2 separate regions of the Homo sapiens genome follow, and region 1 is linked to region 2. Evidence: chromatin loops called from intact Hi-C (ENCODE). Cell type or tissue: heart left ventricle. All regions are shown on one strand. Each heading gives the region's core, and the rest is flanking DNA. Links, peaks and the distances in the headings are about the cores only.

Region 1 (10,160 bases), core at 2,268-7,267, 190 kb before region 2:
AACTTATCTTTTCATTTTTTGAAGCAAACTGGAGCAGAATTGAGGTTATAGCCATAATAGAGACATTTGTACAGCAGTGTACTTTCTTAAGTAGAAGAGAAAAGCATGGAGTTATTTAAAGCTAGAGCCCTGGGAATTATGTATAATCATGTTTATGCTCCTGGGAGTGTCTTCCACTTCAGCATGATGCACATGTACTGAGAAACACTGCCTTAAGGCACATCTGACTAGTCTCAGTCCTTCCTTTATTCTTAGCACTCAGCAGTGGTTCTCAACTGGTGACCATACTGCTACCATTCTAGGCCTGCCAGGAGGCATTTGGAAAATGTCTGGGAGTACTTTGGGTTGTTGTAAAGCTTTGGGAAATGAGAAATAATTTGGTACACCACTGATATTTTGTGATGGTAAATGCAATGACCAAGATGGTCTCATCCTGCCCAGTATGTCAATGGCACCATAGTTGAGAAATATTGTGTAGTCATTATTTTTTCTCAAGGCCTCTGTTGCCTGCACACCACTAATGAGTTTGTCACAATTAAGCCCAGAGAAAGAGTTTCTCTCTATTTCCTTTACCTTCTGAAAGATAAAACTTTTAGCGAGGAAATCAGTAGAGAATAAGTTCTACCTTTAGAGTAAGTCTGTAGGAGTTGTCAGGATATCTAAGGCTCTCATCATCACATTCCAATTTTACATAAGTTTCTTAATACATATAAGCTACTTCTGAATCCCATGGCTGGCCTTGTAGTCTATGGCATACCTTCACAAAGAAAATACATTTTCCCTGCTTTTATTCTCCCTCAATAACAATACTAATAATGGCTATAATTTATTGCATTCCTATCAGGTACCAGGTAAACATACAAACGATTTTTCACATAGGATCTCATAACAATTCTAGAAAGCAGCAGACCTATTGTATAAAGACACAGATTCAAGACAGATTGGCTGGGTTCAAATTCCAACTCTACTATTTACTAGCTATGTAACCTTAATCAAGTTATTTAACCTCTCTGCTCAGTTTCCTCATCTGTATAATAGATACAATTGTACTTACTTATAAAGTTGTTATGAGGATTATATTAAGCACTTAGAACAGTGTCTAATAACAGTAAATGCTGTGTTTGTTAAATACTCATTACTCCCATTTTACAATAAGAAAATCAAAATTGGAAATGTAGTATCATTTGTCTATAGCTGCTAAGTCCATAAACCAAGATTTATACCTAAGTTGTTTAAGTCCAAAACTTGTATTTCAGTCATTATGTTCTACAGTCCCTCCAAAAGCTTTTCAACAGGTGTCCAGCTTCAGGTGCAAGACTTTCCCTACAAGTGTGGACCTCTCAGGGCTACATCAAATTTAGCAGACTTGCTGTTCCAGCCATTAGTTCTACTTCTTTTTGGTGGTATCAATGGTATGTTTTATTCCTTTTATTAAAATTTCAAAGTTATTTTGTAATGAATATTATGTTATCAGAGGATCTACTTCTCAAAGAAAATCCAACTTTCACTTATTCATGTTTTAGTATAGCGTATTTTACCAAAAAGCATGTCTATATTTAATTTGTCAGGAAATTGCACTAAACTACTGAAAGAAAGCATCATGCAGTGCTATGTGGTATCTGTGGTATATTTTACATTAATGCTTGAAACTAGCTGTATTTTTAGAATGGCCTCAAGAAAACATGAGTCATACTTAAAAGCACGCCAGAAATAGAAACAAGATTCAAGACTGTACATTACGAACATCTGCAAAACAAAGTGCCAAACTGCCATGCATAACCTAATATAAACATAGCACAGTACACGAGAGAAATCCCCAACTTCAATGTTTTCAGGCACAAAATGCTACCTTCCAGGAGTCCACATAATAATAAACCGATGTCAAAATAATCCCAAAGAGCTTGATCCTATATTCTAAGATTCCTTTTCTATGTAAAGATAAAAACATGTAGTTCATACTGGCCTAAATCCCTGATTCAATTCCTAACCAATATTTGTTTTCAAAAAATATGTACTATTTTTTGCCCAGCCATATTCAAAGGCTTTAAAGTAATTTTATCATAGTTATCTAAATTATAATTTTCTCCCTTCATGAACTCAAATTTTCATACATATAAAAGTTAAAATTAAAATTCTAGAAAATTAAGCATAGGTCAGATTCTATTATAATAAATCCTTCAAAACTGTTGATGTTTTCTTAGTATCCCAAAAAGCAGCATAATATAATGGAGGAAAAAAAAAAGTCTTTGAAGCCAGACAGACCTACTGTGATTTTTCATCCTGTCTTTTATCCATGTCCTTAGACAAGCATTTTGACTCTTTCAGGTCTGTTTCCTTATTTTCTTTTTTAAATTTTTTAAATTATACTTTAAGTTCTGAGATACATGTGCAGAACACGCAGATTTGTAGTTTCCTTATTTTCAAAATAAAGATAATAATACTTATTGAGTATGGTTTGTGAGGATTATAGGTAAAGCACCATGCCCAGTCCCTCAGCCAATGAGAACCAGGTACGGGAGAATTATTCAAGTCTCATCCTCACCTGCAAACTCCTATCTCTGCTGTGTACCCTGGACACCAGGCTGTATAGTGTGGATTTGGTGGATATGAATAGGCTCCTGAGTTTACACTCAAATTACCTGCTGGGCCTAGAGGCAAATCTGAAGAATAAGGGAGAAAGGAACCCAGTACTTACTACATCCTCACTGGTAAAGCCTATGTTAGAGTACTTTCACTTGACATTTCATTACCATTTCATCACCCCACAAAATAGCTCAGAAAGAATCTACATCTAGGCCCATAACATGCCCCTGAATTTGATTTTTCTACCACATCACAACACAAGATTTCAAAGGAAGCATGACTAACCTCCTCACTGCAACTACGTGCTCATCTGCTAAACTTTCCCCTATTTACCATGTAACATTCTGTAGTTAGATATAATGGACATGAAGGGTGAAAATATTTAGCACCAAAGTCCTCATTATTTACAACACGAACTAACTGAACTAAAAAATTAATTTATTCACACAGCTATATTTATTAAGGACCTACTATATGCTCAGCACCAAGAATACAAAGATGAATAAAATAAGGTTCTTTGAAGACATCAAAAGAAAAATACATATATAAAACATCAGCTTACGTAGCTTATATAAAGCCAATCATTTATAAAGTGGGCTGATGTTTCTATGATCCAATATAGCTGTTATCAAAACTAAATCTACAGCACTGGCCAGCACAGTGCTCAGCACAGAGAAGATATTCAGCTTTTCTTAAAATTGGAAAAATTCATCAATATGTATGAAATAATTATACATATCCATATTCAATGACTAAGTGTCATGTTGTTCACTTTTTGTGTAAGGGTACAAAAATAAGAGTATACATGTATATTTGCTTGTGTTTGTATAGAAAAATGCAAGACAGATTCCCCTGAAACTAATACTGTGAGAATTAACATGAATGAAAATAGGGGTGAATATATAATTTCTCAATGTATATCTTTTTATATTGTTTTGATTTCTGAATGACAAAAATATATTAGTTCTGCAAAAAAGTTATTTTTTTAAAGTCATGCTTTAGAAAATATTTTACATAAGGAAATGTCCACAATATGTTGCTTTATGAAAATGGTCTGTACATACAAAAGTATGGTCTGCAAATAAAAAAAGGTAAGAAAACATTCTGTATATACAAAATAGTATATACAGTACATACTATTATTTTCTTAAATGATACACATATACATAGTCATTTTTTAAAACACTAGATACGTTTCACAAAGATTCAAGCCATACAAAGTGTGTTCTCCGACCAAAATTAAATTAAATTAGAAATTAGTAATAAAAAGATCTTTGGAAAATCTCCAAATATTTAGAGACTAAACAGCATAATTCTACATAGCACATGGGATCATTGCTAAGTGGTATCAGTAAGATGGCTGACTTGAAGTTCCTAGCACTCCTCCCCCATAAAAAAACCAAGCCAAACAAATGAAAAAACGACATTTCCACCAAAATAAATAAAGGAGAGCCCTGGAGAACTGCAAAGGAGTAGGAGAAATCCTGTAGAGCACAGAAACCCAGGATGGCCACATAGAGAAGGAAAGGAAACTTTGCCTCTGCCAAGGATGATCTCAGCCCCTATTTGGGGATCAGCTTGGACCCAGGAGGTATTTCTCTCTGCAGGAAAAAGGTAAGCAGAAGGACACTACCAGCTCGCATCACTACTATGGATACCTGCAGTCTTTGCTACCAGAGATTCCTGCAGTCCTCACAGGCTCTGAGCCCAGCTGAGGGAGCTCCCCAGAGTACACATTCTGTGCTACTCCCAGAGAACAAACCGACACTGTGCCTTACCCCAGTCCCCTGCCTGAGCTGCTACTGTGTTGTAACCAGAGCCACTGCTCCAGTGCATCCTGTTCCAGGGATGGGTAGTCATTGCACCCCTCCATCCTGGAGGCTTTGCCATCACTGCAGCACAGCTACCTGGTAGCCCCCAATCCCTGAATTTAGCTACTGCTATGCTCCAAGTTACCCTGAAGCTGCTCCATCCCCTGCATCCCAGACATTGGTGTACCCTGCCCTTCAAGGCCTGAGCTGAAGTGATGCTCTCACTGGGGACCCACAGCATCAAACTACCCCCAGACACCACACCCATGCAACATCCTATCCTCCTGGATGCCCCAACCCTCCAGCACACCAGAGAAGATGTCCTACCCAGTGCCATAGCCGACACTGTACCCTGCCTCTCAGGGACCTAGCACCTCCTCCAACCCACGTAGCTGTATATTTTAGGGCCAAGCTGATACGGCATCTTACTTCCAGGGAATCACAGCCTTGGATGAGCTGTGCCTCTGCCCTACAGGTCAAATGGCCAAAGGGCCTTTCCTCCCTAGAACAGGACTAGGAACTCAGAATCTGAGCTGCTGAGGAGCCCCACCTCCCGAGGCAGTAGACTGAGGCTGTACTGCTCCCTGTCCCCTGGGCCGTATCTGTGCCTTGCCATTTCTGGGTTCTTGACAGTGCTGCACCTGGCTGCACAGAACCTGGGCTATTGCTGAGTGTCACCATCCCAGCATCAAGAGTAATTAGTGTGTGACATCTCATCTCCCAGGGCTCAAGTTGCCACTGTGCCCTGTTGATTCTAGGTCCCAAATTGCAGCTGTGCCCTATTCCCTGGGGCCTGAACCTTTGAGGCTCCCCTTCTTCCCTGGAGCCATGCCAGTTCTGCACACTGCCCTCCATGGTCAGAGCCACAGCTATATTCCTGCCCCCTGGGTGTAAGCTGTTAGAAAGTGCTTCAGAGGCAAGAGCAAACACATTCAAAAGCTAGCAGAAGGGAAGAAATAACTAAGATCAGAGCAGAACTGAAGAAGATAGAGACACAAAAAAAACCTTCAAAAAAATCAATGAATCCAGAAGCTGGTTTTTTGAAAAGATCAATAAAATTGATAGACCGCTAGCAAGACTAATAAAGAAGAAAAGAGAGAAGAATCAAATAGATGAAATAAAAAATGATAAAGGGGATATTACCACCGATCCCACAGAAATACAAACTACCATGAGAGAATACTATAAACACTTCTGCACAAATAAACTAGAAAATCTAGAAGAAATGGATAAATTCCTCGACACATACACCCTCCCAAGACTAAACCAGGAAGAAGGTGAATCCCTGAAAAGACCAATAACAAGCTCTGAAATTGAGGCAATAATAGGCTACCAACCAAAAAAAGTCCAGGACCAGATGGATTCACAGCCAAATTCTACCAGAAGTACAAAGAGGAGTTGATACCATTCCTTCTGAAACTATTCCAAACAATAGAAAAAGAGGGAATCCTCCATAACTCATTTTTTGAGGCCAGCATCATCCTGATACCAAAGCCTGGCAGAGAACACAAGAAAAAAAGAGAATTTTAGACCAATATCCCTGATGAACATCGATGCAAAAATCCTCAATAAAATACTGGCAAACCAAAAACAGCAGCACATCAAAAAGCTTATCCGCCATGATCAAGTTGGTTTCATCCCTGGGATGCAAGGCTGGTTCAACATATGCAAATCAATAAACGTAATCCAGCACATAAACACAACCAAAGACAAAAAACCACATGATTATCTCAATAGATGCAGAAAAGGCCTTCAACAAAATTCAACAGCCCTTCATGCTAAAAACTCTCAATAAATTAGGTATTGATGGGATGTATCTCAAAATAATAAGAGCTTTTTATGACAAACCCACAGCCAACATCATACTGAATGGGCAAAAACTGGAAGCATTCCCTTTGAAAACTGGCACAAGACAGGGATGCCCTCTCTCACCACTCCTATTCAACACAGTGTTGGAAGTTCTGGCCAGGGCAATCAGGCAGGAGAAAGAAATTAAGGGTATTCGATTAGGAAAACAGGAAGTCAAATTGTCCCTGTTTGCAGATGACATGACTGTATATTTAGAAAGCCCCATTGTCTCAGCCCAAAATTTCCTTAAGCTGATAAGCAACTTCAGCAAAGTCTCAGGATACAAAATCAATGTGCAAACATCACAAGCATTCCGATACACCAATAACAGACAGAGAACCAAATCATGAGTGAACTCCCATTCACAATTGCTTCAAAGAGAATAAAATACCTAGGAATCCAACTTACAAGGGATGTGAAGGACCTCTTCAAGGAGAACTACAAACCACTCCTCAACTAAATAAAAGAGGACACAAACAAATGGAAGAACATTCCATGCTCATGGATAGGAAGAATCAGTATCGTGAAAATGGCCACACTGCCCAAGGTAATTTATAGACTCAATGTCATCTCCATCAAGCTACCAATGACTTTCTTCACAGAATTGGAAAAGACTACTTTAAAGTTCATACGGAACCAAAAAAGAGCCTGCATTGCCAAGTCAATCCTAAGCCAATAGAACAAAGCTGGAGGCATCACACTACCTGACTTCAAACTATACTACAAGGCTACAGGAACCAAAACAGCATGGTATGGTACCAAAACAGAGATATAGATCAATGGAACAGAACAGAGCCCTCAGAAATAATACCACACATCTACAACCATCTGATCTTTGACAAACCTGACAAAAACAAGAAATGGGGAAACGATTCCCTATTTAATAAATGGTGCTAGGAAAACTGGCTAGCCACAGGTAGAAAGCTGAAACTGGATCCCATCCTTACACCCTATACAAAAATTAATTCAAGATGGATTAAAGGCTTAAATGTTAGACCTAAAACCATAAAAACCCTAGAAGAAAACCTAGGCAATACCATTCAGGACATAGGCATGGGCAAGGACTTCATGTCTAAAACACCAAAAGCAATGGCAACGGAAGCCAAAATTGACAAATGGGATCTAATTAAACTAAATACCTTCTGCACAGCAAAAGAAACTACCATCAGAGTGAACAGGCAACCTACAGAATGGGAGAAAATTTTTACAATCTACCCATCTGACAAAGGGCTAATATCCAGAATTTACAAAGAACTTAAACAAAATTACAAGAAAAAAACAAACAACCCGATCAACAAGTGGGCAAAGGATATGAACAGACACTTCTCAAAAGAAGACATTTATGCAGCCAAAAGACACATGAAAAAATGCTCATCATCACTGGCCATCAGAGAAATGCAAAGCAAAACCACAATGAGATACCATCTCACACCAGTTAGAATGGCAATCATTAAAAAGTTAGGAAACAACAGGTTCTAGAGAGGATGTGGAGAAATAGGAATACTTTTACACTGTTAGTGGGATTGTAAACTAGTTCAACCATTGTGGAAGACAGTGTGGTGATTCCTCAAGGATCTAGAACTAGAAATATGATTTGACCCAGCCATCCCATTACTGGGTATATACCCAAAGGATTACAAATCATGCTGCTATAAAGACACATGCACATGTATGTTTACTGCGGCATTATTCACAATAGCAAAGACTTGGAACCAACCCAAATGTCCATCAATGATAGACTGGATTAAGAAAATGTGGTACATATACACCATGGAATACTATGCAGCCATAAAAAAGGATGAGTTCATGTCCTTTGTAGGGACATGGATGAAGCTGGAAACCATCATTCTGAGCAAACTACCACAAGGACAGAAAAACAAACACCGCATGTTCTCACTCATAGGTGGGAAATTAACAATGAGAACACTTGGACACAGGGTGGGGAACATCACACACCGGGGCTTGCCGTGGGGTGGGGGGAGCGGGGAGGGATAGCATTTGGAGATATATCTAATGTAAATGATGAGTTAATGAGTGCAGCACACCAACATGGCACATGTATACATATGTAACTAACCTGCACGTTGTGCACATGTACCCTAGAACTTAAAGTATAATTTAAAAAAAAAGTGCTTCAGAGAAACAGACCTCAGCTTTGTGGGAGAAATGTATCCACTTTTGCCTTGGAAAGTGAACCAACACCTCAAGTCATAGTGTTTCAGTAATTTTGTAAGACCCCGGGCCTAGGAATTCTGGACCTGTGCCCCAGATCCCCGTGCTGCTGCATCTGCCTGTGGGCTGTGTCAGACTAGACATCAAGAGAGATACCCTCATCTAAGACTCTCCATTGTGGGAAAGACAAGAACAGGAGGATCCCTGAAGCTTTGGCCACTGAGGATCCTAATAACCTATGCTGCCACCATCACTGACACAAACTCCTGCAGCCTAGACCACCAAGACACCTGTAGTCATTGCTGAAATTGATCATAACTAAAGAAGCTGTAGCTACACAGAGACTACACCACTGCTCCAACGTGCCCAACCAATATCTTCAGGCCCATCTGCAGGGGAAAGTCTTCCCCTAAAAAAGCCACTCTGTAAAGTTTGGAAGAGGTGACTGCTCTATCAAATGCACAGAAATCAGCATCAGAACACAAACACACACACAAACACACACAAATGAAAAAGCAAAGAAACATGACACCACCAAAGGAACATAATAATTCCCCAGTAACTGACCCCAAAGAAATGGATATTTACAAATGGCCTAAAAAGGAACTCAAAAAAACAGTCTTAAGGAAATTCAGCAAGATATAAGAGAATACAGATAGAAAATTCAATGAAAACAGGAAAACAATTTATAACCTCAGAGATTCAACAAGCAGATAGATATCATAAAAAAGAACCAAATAGAAATCTTGGAACTGGAGAATGCAGTCAATGAAATAAAAAATACAAGACAGAGCTTCAAAAATAGATGAGATCAAGCAAAACCAAAAATATCTGAACTTGAAGATAGCTCTTCTGAAATTACCCAGTCAAAAGAAACAGAAACAGAAACAGGAGAGAAGAGAGGAGGGGAAGGGAGGGGAGGGGAGGAGAGGAGATGAAGGAAGGAAAAGCGGGGGGAAGGGAGGAAGGAAGAAAGGAAAAGAAAAAAGAAAGAAAAAGAAAACAGAGTGAAAAAGAGTGAAGACAGCCCATGGGACTTATGGGACACTACTAAGTGAACAAATACATTATGGGATATTCAGATGGAGAGGAGACAAAGACAGGGACAGAAAGCTTATTTAATGAAATAAATGCTGAGGTCCAGAATTCCTAGGCCCGGGGTCTTACAAAATTACTGAAACACTATGACTTGAGCTGTTGGTTCACTTTCCAAGGCAAAAGTGGATACAGTTCTCCCACAAAGCTGAGGTCTGTTTCTCTGAAGCACTTTCTTTTTTTTTTTTTTAATTATACTTTAAGTTCTAGGGTACATGTGCACAACGTGCAAGTCAGTTACATATGTATACATGTGCCATGTTGGTGTGCTGCACCCATTAACTCATCATTTCCCAAGTATTGGAAGATATATGGACATCAGATTCATGAAGCTTAAAAGTCTCCAAACAGATTTAATCCAATAAGCTATTCTCCAATGTACATTATAATTAGTCTGTCAGTCAAAGACAGAGAGTTTTAAAAGCAGCAAAAGAAAAGCATCAAGTCACATATAAGGGAATCCCCATTAGACTATTAGATTTCTCTGTAGAAACCATGCAGGCCAGGAGAGAATGGAATAATATATTCAAAGTACTGAAAGAAAAAAACTGCCAGTCAAAAATACTACACCCAGAAAAAACTGCCCTTCAGAAATTAAGGAGAAATAAAGTATTTCCCAGATAAGCAAAGACTGAGAGAATTCATCACCAC
Region 2 (10,160 bases), core at 2,939-7,938:
GCACTCAGTAACTATGTTTAATTAATGAATAGATCTGTGAAAACAATGTATTTCATATGTGAATAATTAAACCTGATTTTTACCTTGGAACTTAAGGAATGTGGTTTTTTTTTTTTTAATTTTTTTTATTTTGAGACAGAGTCTTGCTCTGTCACCCAGGCTGGAGTGCAGTGGCACAATCTTGGCTCACTGCAACCTTCGCCTCCTTGGTTCAAGTGATGGTCCTGACTCAGCCTCCTGAGTAGCTGGAATTACAGGCGTGTACCACCATGCCTGGCTAGTTTTTGTATTTTTAGTAGAGATGGGGTTTCACAATGTTGGCCAGGCTGGTCTTCAACTCCTGACCTCAGGTGATTCACCCACCTTGGCCTCCCAAAGTGCTGGGATTACAGGCATGAGCCACTGTGCCTGGCCTCAGGAATGTGTGTTTCTTAGGCATCTGGATGAAGTCATCTTTATTTGCCATGCCTTCCAAGTGAAAAGCTCAGCAAGCCTTCGAGTCCTGCCTGGCTCTGCATACTCTCAGCAGAGGACGACTGCACCGTGTGCAGAGCAGCATAGACAATGAGAGTAACATGTGATATGGCCTCACATCCAGGACGTAGGAAAAGAAATGCTTCACTTCATCCCAACAATGAAAAAAGTCTACTCTTTTCAAGACAGCTATTCTCAAGTAGAGTGGCATGTGGGTAGGATGAAGAAATAAAGTAATTTGGATGCTGGAATGACTTTTGGGGTTAGGGAGATAAAGTTAGACTATCTTCTAAAGATTGAGTGGATAAACTTAACCTGTTTTATGATTTACCTTCTCCTCATACTGTAATACAGATTTCAGAATTCATATACCACTGAAAATATTGAAAAAAGAGGCTGGGCGCGGTGGCTCATGCCTGTAATCTCAGCGCTTTGGAAGGCCGAGGCGGGTGGATCACAAGTCAGGAGTTCAAGACCAGCGTGGCTAAGATGGTGAAACCCCGTCTCTACTAAAAATACAAAAAAAAGTAGCCAGGCACAGTGGCAGGTGCCTGTAATCACAGCTACTCGGAAGGTTGAGGCAGGAGAATCACTTGAACCTGGGCAGCAGAGGTTGCAGTGAGCTGAGATTGCACCACTGCACTCCAGCCTGGGCGACAGAGTGAGACTGTGTCTCAAAAAAAAAGAGAGAAAAGATAATTTTGTGCATCACACTCCTGTGTGAATCTATTGCAATTTACAAATATGGCTCTGTGAGGACTGACAACATAGAATTGCAAATGAGTGAGCTCTGCTTGAGTGACATTTGGAGGAGCGGTTATTTAAGTCCAGCATTTAAGGGTGAGTCACGAGAGGAAAGGTCCAGGGCGGGGGTGTGCATTCTGCACCTGCAGAAAGCCACCCATATGAAGAACCCAAGGTGGGAGGAAGATGAGTGTTTTGTTTGGCCAATGGCAGGTAGACCAGAATGCCAGGAGCAGACACTGCAGGCAGTGGGGAGTGGGGATAGAAGTGATGTTTCAAGAGGGTGAAGCTGTGAAGATGAAACCAGTGGGAGGCCTTCCATGCCGAATTAAAGGGCTTTGCCTTGTTCTGTAGTTGATGAACAACCAATAAAGATTTTGAGCAGGGAAGTGACCAGATGAGATCTGCCTTAAGGAAACAATTCTGGAGGGAGGGAGGGAGTATGGAGGATTAATTAGACAGGGGGCTAGTTCAGTGTAAGGAAATACATCTGTTTTTCCTGTTTCTGTCCATGTGATTGTCTTGTGAACAGTGGGGGACTTTTGTGGGACTGTGGTGTTCAGTTGAGGCCTGCCCGGGTAAGGCAGCCCCGCTGTGAGTACAGGAACAAGAACTGCAAGGACAGATCGTAGACAGGCAAGCAGGAGGGCTCGGCTTCTTAGCTTTGGTGTGGAGACCTTGAGTGTGCTGTCTCTCTGAGCTTGTGCTCCTTGGCCTTTGGGGACCCCTGGTATGCCCCTGATGGGGGAGCTGAGACAGAAGGGTCCTAGAGTCTCTCTTTGGGCTCAGAGGCATGGAGGACAAAAGGGATTTTGTCCTATTGTCTAAAATGGTACTTTCTGTCTACTTCCCTTTTATTAGTGCCAACCTTTAGAAAAGTCTTGTTTGAGTGTTCTGTGTCACCTCTGCTTTATTACGAGTCCTTAAAAGAAGAGTCATTTTTCACACTCGGGCCAAACTTCAAGAGGAATCAAATGAAGAGTTAGTGTTGTGACAGGCAGGTGGTGGTTCTGGCCCTGCTCACCATCAGGAGGTTCTTTCTGGTGTGCTGGTCTTGGAAGCATTTCTTCATAGGGGGTCATTGTTATAGTCTAGGCAAGAATAATAAAATCACAAGCATTAGGTCACTGGGCACAGGAGCAAAAAGGAAGACCAGTTTTCAGAAACCTTTTGATTGGCAGATTAATTTAAGGGTGAGGGAAAATAAATTTAAGGGTGAGGGAAAATAAAAGATAGGTTGGGAGTTCTGGGGTTCCTAAGCAGTGCTTAGGAAAATACACTGCTGCTAGCAGGTGAGGTCATAGGAAGAGGAGCAGAATTGCCACGGGAAGGTGCTGAATTCATTTGGAATTCCGTATAGAGTGACTTTTACCCAGTGCCGTGTAGTTAGCTGCTGGCAATTTTGGAATTAGAATCTAGGTTTTCTGAAGCCAGGCCAGTGTCTTTTCTATTAAACTAAGACATGTGTTACGTGAAATAAAATGTACTTGAGTTTCAGGTGGTGACGGCATCTCTAAGTGGAGATGTCAGGCAGGCAGTTGTAAATGGAGCTGGAGTGAAAATGAGAATAAATACAGAAATTTATTTTAGGAGTTATGTATATATTTAGAGGAGATAATTGGAACTATGGGAAGAAGTTCATTCAGAGAGATTTGGCACATAGGCTGTAATTGGAAATAGCCAAGGGGTAGATTTCCTGAAAAGGAGGGAGTGGAAGCTATAATGCATGCAGTAAGGCTGAAGGAAAGGAAAGGACAGAGGCAGCGAGAGGATTCTAATTTTTTAAAGCGGTTTTGTCATAATGGAGAGGAAGGCATAGCTTGGAAGCTGGGACATAATCAAGAGGTGGAAAAAGTTGTTATTTTTAAAAATAAGATATGCCAACGGGAAGGAATGGATGGAGAGAGAACGATTAGAGATGAAAGACAGAGGGACTAGTTCAATTTAGTTTAACAAACAAATTGTAAGTACCACTGAGGTGATAGGCATAGTGCTGGGTGCTAAGGAGACAAAGATGAAGTAAACATGAATCTGACTTGGGGACATTTACTGTCTAATAAAGGACAGGAACGAGAGTAACACAAGACCAGCTGGTATTTACTGAGCACCGTGTGTCAGGAACCATTGCAGATACTTTACATGCATTGACTCACTGAGTCCTCACAACACCCCTATGGCTTAGTTATTGTTATTATCCATAAAGAAGCAGAAACTCAGTCACAGAAACGTTAAGTAATTTGTTCAAAGTCTTTAACAACTAGTCAGCCGTGGAGCCAAGGTTTGAACCCAGGCCGTACCTCTGCACCTCTGTGCATGATGGAGATGGACGATTACACCACAACGCAAAGGTGGAAATAAGAACAATAAACAGAAGTAGCCTAAGGGAGAGAGGGCTTAGATTTTTTTGGCAAATGATAGAGAAATATAGAAAGATCTCAAAGGAGGAATAAATGGAAGACAGGATGGATCCAGATGAAGGGATGCAAGAAAATGCTGTCAAGACCAAAGTAGAGAACCCATGTGCAGCTGTGCGTGCGTGCCTGTGCGTGCGTGTGTGTGCGTGTGTGTGTGTGTGTGTGTCTGTTGCTGTTTTTTCTAGTAATTTGCACAGCCTTCATCTCTGACCATTTCTTGGTTCCATGCTAACCATTTCTTGGTTCCATGCTAATCACAGAGGACACTCACATTTGATTCTCTTCATTTCTGTGAACAGTTATTAATAAGATATTTTTAAAAAATCTACTAGAACTGGGTTATCCTTTTTAGGGGTATCAGTCTGGTCCATCAAAATCATCATTGGAGTGGAGTTTATGATATTAAATATAACATATATATGTGTATCTATCTATATCTATCTATCTATGTATCTAATCTGTCTACCCATCCAGAGAACTGACAGATTTCTAACTGATTTCTGATTTCCCATGTAGTTGGGACTCAGATATTCTTTGGGGAAAGAACTAGAGAATTTCAGAGGCAGATTATTGAAGATGCAGTTGAAATTCCAGAAAATAAGCAGATCTTTTGCGTGAAATGCTGAGTAGCTCTTTCTGAGATAACTGTATGTGGTAGATGTGAGATTCCTGATTGTCTGTGGCTCAGCAGTCAGATGCCTGCACTTCACCCTGTTTCCCATCCCACCCTTGACCTTACCACTGACCCCCAGCTCCTCCTGCAGCCACAAACTGCATTCCAGGATAGGGGACATTGTAAGCGCAGCAGTCCTGTGAGACTCAGGTATGGTGTGAGGCTCTCTACTTTGCACATTAGTTATTAGTTAAAAAAACAAACGTGATGTCTAGTGGTTTATTTTAGACAACATCAGAATGTCCCCACATCAAAATAGTTGCATCATTGTGGCCATGGGGGAAAGTGGTTGGTTACATCAAAATGTCATGTGTGGGCAAAGGGATTATTCTTGGATGTGAGTAGGGGCATTTGATAAGGAAGAAGTAAATTCAGAATTTGAAGGATAATCATTCATTCATTCATTCATTCGTTGTTTTACCCATTTACAACACAGTTACACATACGACATTCAGGCATTTACCAGTTACGGGAAGGATTTGTGCAACTGAAGAAAAGCCCATCTGTGTTCACATTTGAGAAAGAAAATCCTAATCATTAGCATAGCACCACTGCCACCTTGTGGTAATGCATGGTAGTTCATTATATTTTATGAAAAAACTGTTATGTCTGGTATTTATACAGCATGTACATTTTGTACCTTCTGCATGTAACGGTACGTTATAAAGCCATATACTTTTACCTAATACTAATTTAAAAATACACTCAGTGGGGGGAGGAAGAGCATTAGGAAAAATAGCTAATACCTGCTGGGCTTAACACCTAGGTGATGGGTTGATAGGTGCAGCAAACCACTATGGCACATGTTTACCTACGTAACAAACCTGCACATCCTGCACATGCACCCCGGAACTTAAAATAAAAATTAAAAAAAGAAAAATACATTCAGAAACTGCTCTAAAGAAGGTACATATAAAAAAAGGAGAGACAGCTTAATTTTAGAAATTAATAAATAAATGTTCACAAAATACAGTCTCAAGGAGGTAATTACATCATTATAGATATTCTCGAGAAAATTATAAGCCATTGCAAGGGACAAAGTACATTAGCAATCACTAGATGGTTTACTGATACAGAGGGTGATTAGAATATGTTGGATAGGCCAGGCACAGTGGCTCATGCCTGTAATCCCAGTACTTTGGGAGGCGAGGTGGGCAGATCTCTTGAGGTCAGGAGTTCGAGACCAGCCTCGGCAACATGGTGAAACCCCGTTTCTACTAAAAATACAAAAATTAGCCGGGCGTGGTGGCACGTGCCTGTAGTCCCAGCTACTTGGGAGGTTGAGGTGCGAGAATCGCTTGAACCTGGGAGGCGGAGGTTGCAGTGAGCTGAGAGTGTGCCACTGCACTCCAGCCTGGGGAAGAGTGAGACTCCATCTCAAAAAAAAATATGTTGGATAATCTTCATTATTTTGCTTTAGAATGCATAATTTATATTTAAATGTAAATGTCCCAAATATTAGAGTTTATAGTATTTCAAACAAAATAATAAAGATATTTGAATATATCCAGAGGTGTTGGAATACTTCACTAGACAGGGGGAAGCTTGCTTCTGTGCATTTCTTGGGCATACATTCCCTCAATTAGGTCTCGCGGGGCAGACATAACCACTTCTCAGGTTTGCACAGGCTGCAGCATAACTGGCTTTTGACAGGTTGAATTTCTTCCTTTCTGGACAGGGAAAAGGGCACAGGAATTGTGGTGGAAAGCCATTTTTTTTATACCTGGGTTGAGCATGGCAGGATGGAATACTGCAGACAGACCCACTGAAGAGCGAGCGCTTCACTGGGCTTCACCCTGGCATGCCCTGCACAGAGAGTGAATGCTGCCAGCACACATTACACTGTGGCCAGACTACAGCTTTCTGTCACATGGATGTCTCAGACAACCAGAATCAGAACATGTGTGTGTTTTATATGTAAAAGTAAACGATTACTTCTAGTGAAATTAAAAACAAAAACAAAAGTCGTATATGGTTTTTGTGAATGAAAACAGACTATTGTACAAACCTCTAGAATATTAAATATCAAGGTTTTATGTAATGTTAAATGTCATTATAGTCAATGCATACCATCTAGCCTTGTGGCTTTTTTTTTTTTTTTTTGACTTAGTCTCGTTCTGTTGCCCAGGCTGGAGTGCAGTGGTGCAATCATAGCTCACTGCAGCCTTGACATCCTGGGCTCAAGCGATCCTCTGGCCTTGGCCTCCTGAGTAGGTGGGACTACAAGAGTGAGCCACGATGCCTGGCCCCACGTGGCTTTGGAACTCTGTTTCACAGAGCCATAGAATTCCTCAGAGGCATCCCAGAATGGGGAGGCTGTGCTGCTTAGATTCTGGATGGCCTGTTCAAAGTGCCTGGTCACATGTATTTGGGAAAAGCTCAGATGATCCTGATACACCAAACTGCTTGAGAACAACTACTCCTGGTGGCAGTTTATAAAAAGGGAAATGTTTTGTGATATTGTAAATGACAAATCACCCTCATCATCTGATTGCATTGTCATTAAATGTTGATCCCAGAAACATCCCTCACCGCCATTCTCCTGTAAGCGGGGACATCATTCTCTGAAGCTCCCCTTGTTCCCGCTGTAGTTCTTCCACCAGCATTTGCTTTCCTGGCGAGGTCAGCGAGACAGTGCGGGGATGGACATATCACAAAAGGGGGCATACAGCAGCTGGAGCCATTCTTCTCTGCCCGTGTCCAGAAATTTCCCAGCACACAGGGTTGAGTCCAGTACCCATGCAGCTCTTATTCCCTCGTTGGAGGTCATATTCCAGTCTTCATCTGCAGTTGGATCTGGCTTTTGTTCGGATCATAGTTGAGTGTAGCTTGGTTTCTTGTGGGTGGCTAGCCCTGAAGAGCTACAGTGAGCATGCTCAGTCATTAAACCTAAATTAGCTTCTGCTCCTACTCCTGGGTGGGGGCAGAGCTTCCTAAAAATGTGTTTTAGGAAGATTTTGACACCAGATTTTTAAAATGCACAGAGCCAGGTAAAAGTAAGTGGTTACACTTAATGATATTAGTTAAAGGTGCGTGGAAAAAGGAACAAAAGTGCTGAATTATACCTTTTTAAAGGGTTTATGCAAATTATTATATGTACAATAGTCTTTTAAGCCTGATAATTCCAATCACCAAAAGAGATTTTAGTATGTGTAGGTTCCTATGCCCTACTCTAAACCAATTGAATCAAAGTGCATTAATGTTTATAAAGGTCTCCAAGTAATGATCAGCCAGACTTTAGAGCAACTGGCTTATTTAATAGAGCTTAGTGTCATGTATGTATCCTTATTTAAATACAGAGTCTTACATTTACTTTTAAGAAAGTAGGAAATTCATGGTGGGACAAAATTCACAAGGGGAAAGGAGGATACCAGCACAAAGCCAAGAGTCTGGAGTCAAAAGGAGCTGATGGGAAAGTTTGGAGGCTGATACGAAAGCCAGGCTTGAAGCAGTTTCACAGGTGGCCGATGAAGGAGGTTGACAGATGGAATCAGAGCAAGATCAAATGACTTCCCTTCCAGACCCACGGGAGGAGGAGCAGTCATTGCTGAGATATGAGTTCCGGCATGGCTACGGGGAAAAATAGTTCTTATATGATAATCACATAAAAATATTTAGAAGGGCAAATAAAAGGAAAAAGCAATGTTATGATAGGAGACACAATATATTGAATATATTGTGGTGAAGATAGGCTTTAGGATGGGGTAAAACATGGGTCTGTGTGGTTTGTGTTTGGCCACCTTTGAAGCTAAATTATGCTAAGTTTAACTGCTGGATAAAATATGGAAGGATAGAAAATCTACTGTCTTTTAATTTCACTCTCTACAAATAGTAGTTCATTTACACATTTTGTAGGTATATCTCTTCTGTATACCCATCCTCTCCACAAAGATAATATTAATGTGGACAAGATAGATAGCTTCCCCTAATAACAATGAAATGGTAGTGGATAAAAGCAGAATGGCTTTTAATTTGGGGGAAAAAAGTCCAGAATAGACAACAGCTAATTGCTTATATTTGCCACAGGGACAATTTGCAAGTGAGGAGATGACCCGCCACAAAATAGGCACCTCTGGCTAGAGTTCTTACAGTGCTGCTGGGTTCCTGCCAAGGGTCTGCCTGAAGAGCTCCTAAAGATAGGCTTCTGTGCAAGTTTCCCCCAAAAGCCATCTCAGCTACTTTATCGGAATGTCAGTGTTCATTCATTCATTTGTTCAGTATATCATTACTAAGAGCTATTATCTGTGCCAGGAACTCTGGTAAGCGCCAGGGCTCCAGTGATGACTGAGGTGGACATGGCCTCTGCTCTCGCTGAGCATGCAGGCTACTCAGGGAGACAGACATATTAGTTTGGGGCTTATTGAATTTTGAAGAGCCAGTGGCATCCAAGTGGAGTTATCCAGCAGCAATTCTAATCATTTCCTAATTTTCACTGGTAAACAAGATAAGATCGGTGTTCTAAGAAGTAAAATAATATACATAGCTTGTTATAAACCATGCTCCATTATTATATTAAATAAAATTTCATGATTGATTTTTGCTTTTATGCTTAAGATTTAGAAAACTTTAGACATTTTCTTTATGTGGTTAAATTAGGGTTTTGTGCAATAATTTATCCAAATAGAAGCATTAGGCCCTTGTCCAGGATTGTCTCTTTATGTACTTTGTATCAGTCCCACTAAAAACACCTTTTTCCCCAAAGTGTGACCTACTCAAATAGTACCTTACTTCTGATACTTCATAGCATTTCGGAGTTTACAGGAGATATTTGCTTATCATTTTGTTTCTTCCTGACAAGTCTGAGGAATACAGGGCAGGTGATGTTTATTTATTTACAGATGGGGAAACTTAGGTTCATAGATATGATTACTTATGTGAAGTCACAGAGCTAGTAAATGGTGGAGGCGGAAGTGGAACCCAGCCTGGGGCTCTTTTACAGGAGTCAGGTCTATTTTTGTTTTATGCTTCCTGCCAGTATAGTGACTTGCTGGAAAGAAAAATCGAATTGTCTTTTTCCACTGAATTCCTCCAGTTGTTATCAAAGAAAAAAAGTTTTAATCGTTTAATTTCTTACTTTTTGTTTCCTGATTCTTCAACAAATTAGTTAACATGTATTAATTATTTTCTTCATATCAAATACTTGGCTATATGTGGGATAGAAAAATAAATGAGGTACAGTTTTTGTCACTGAGAAACTCAGTCCTATAGGAGAGACCCAGGCATTAAAAAAAATCCCTATGCAGCATGATTAATGCTATAAATAATGCATGAGCATAGAGCTGTGGGTATACCAAGGATGTGATAGTGGCCAGAGCTTTGAAGGAGGATGGGATGGGGTGGGAGGTTTAGAAGAGGCAGTGGAGGACGATATTGAGTAGAAGGGAGAGCTGGTGAAAAAGCTTGGACACAGGGAAGCATGGTGTATTTGGGGATTACCAAGTACTTCTCTTTTACTTTACTATTAGGGGAACTTAGGAGGATTGCTGAAGATGGGGCTGTTAAGGAAGGTGGGGCACTTATGGACAAAAGAGTCTTGTATGACCAGCTAAGAGGTCTGGAATTATGCGGGTGATGGGTACACCTTGAACATATTGAACCAGAGTTTGGCAGTTTTTCAGAGATAATTTTGTCCACAGTGGAAGGAATGGACTAGTGGTGGGAAAAATTGATAGCATGGAGAGCACCTAGTAAACTATTGAGTCCAAGAGAATTAGAGGAGCCCAAACTAAGGCAATAGCAAGAGGAGTGGAAAGGGATGGATTTAAGGAACAAAAACTTTTCCATAATAAATAATGCTTAGGATGAGGACTGTTATGATGATAATATCTTGACATGCCATGTTTTTAAAGAATTAT

What was found. Hi-C counts contacts between places; a loop is a spot of excess contacts. Peaks named below come from ENCODE experiments on the same cell type or tissue, not always from the same donor. Only the 100,000 strongest peaks of a DNase experiment are listed, where the experiment ranks them.
Region 1: a loop joins it to region 2, with 2.1 times the contacts of the local background. A loop is called at or near these places in 54 of 110 quality-filtered maps.

Annotation. Positions count from the first base shown.
Region 1 is chr13:41,915,075-41,925,234 of GRCh38, forward strand. All of the region lies in intron 2 of VWA8 (von Willebrand factor A domain containing 8), which reads right to left. Among named protein-coding and RNA genes, the nearest start is that of VWA8, 41 kb to the right of the region's middle. RefSeq lists enhancers at 1,622-1,701, 2,811-2,930. In heart left ventricle, for the core only: no CTCF peak of the experiment used is centred there; a DNase peak (open chromatin) is centred at 4,311; H3K27ac peaks cover 1,591 bases.
Region 2 is chr13:42,105,894-42,116,053 of GRCh38, forward strand. The region is part of intron 1 of DGKH (diacylglycerol kinase eta); the gene reads left to right. Among named protein-coding and RNA genes, the nearest start is that of DGKH, 62 kb to the left of the region's middle. In heart left ventricle, for the core only: a CTCF peak has its summit at 4,864 (motif pointing left); no DNase peak of the experiment used is centred there.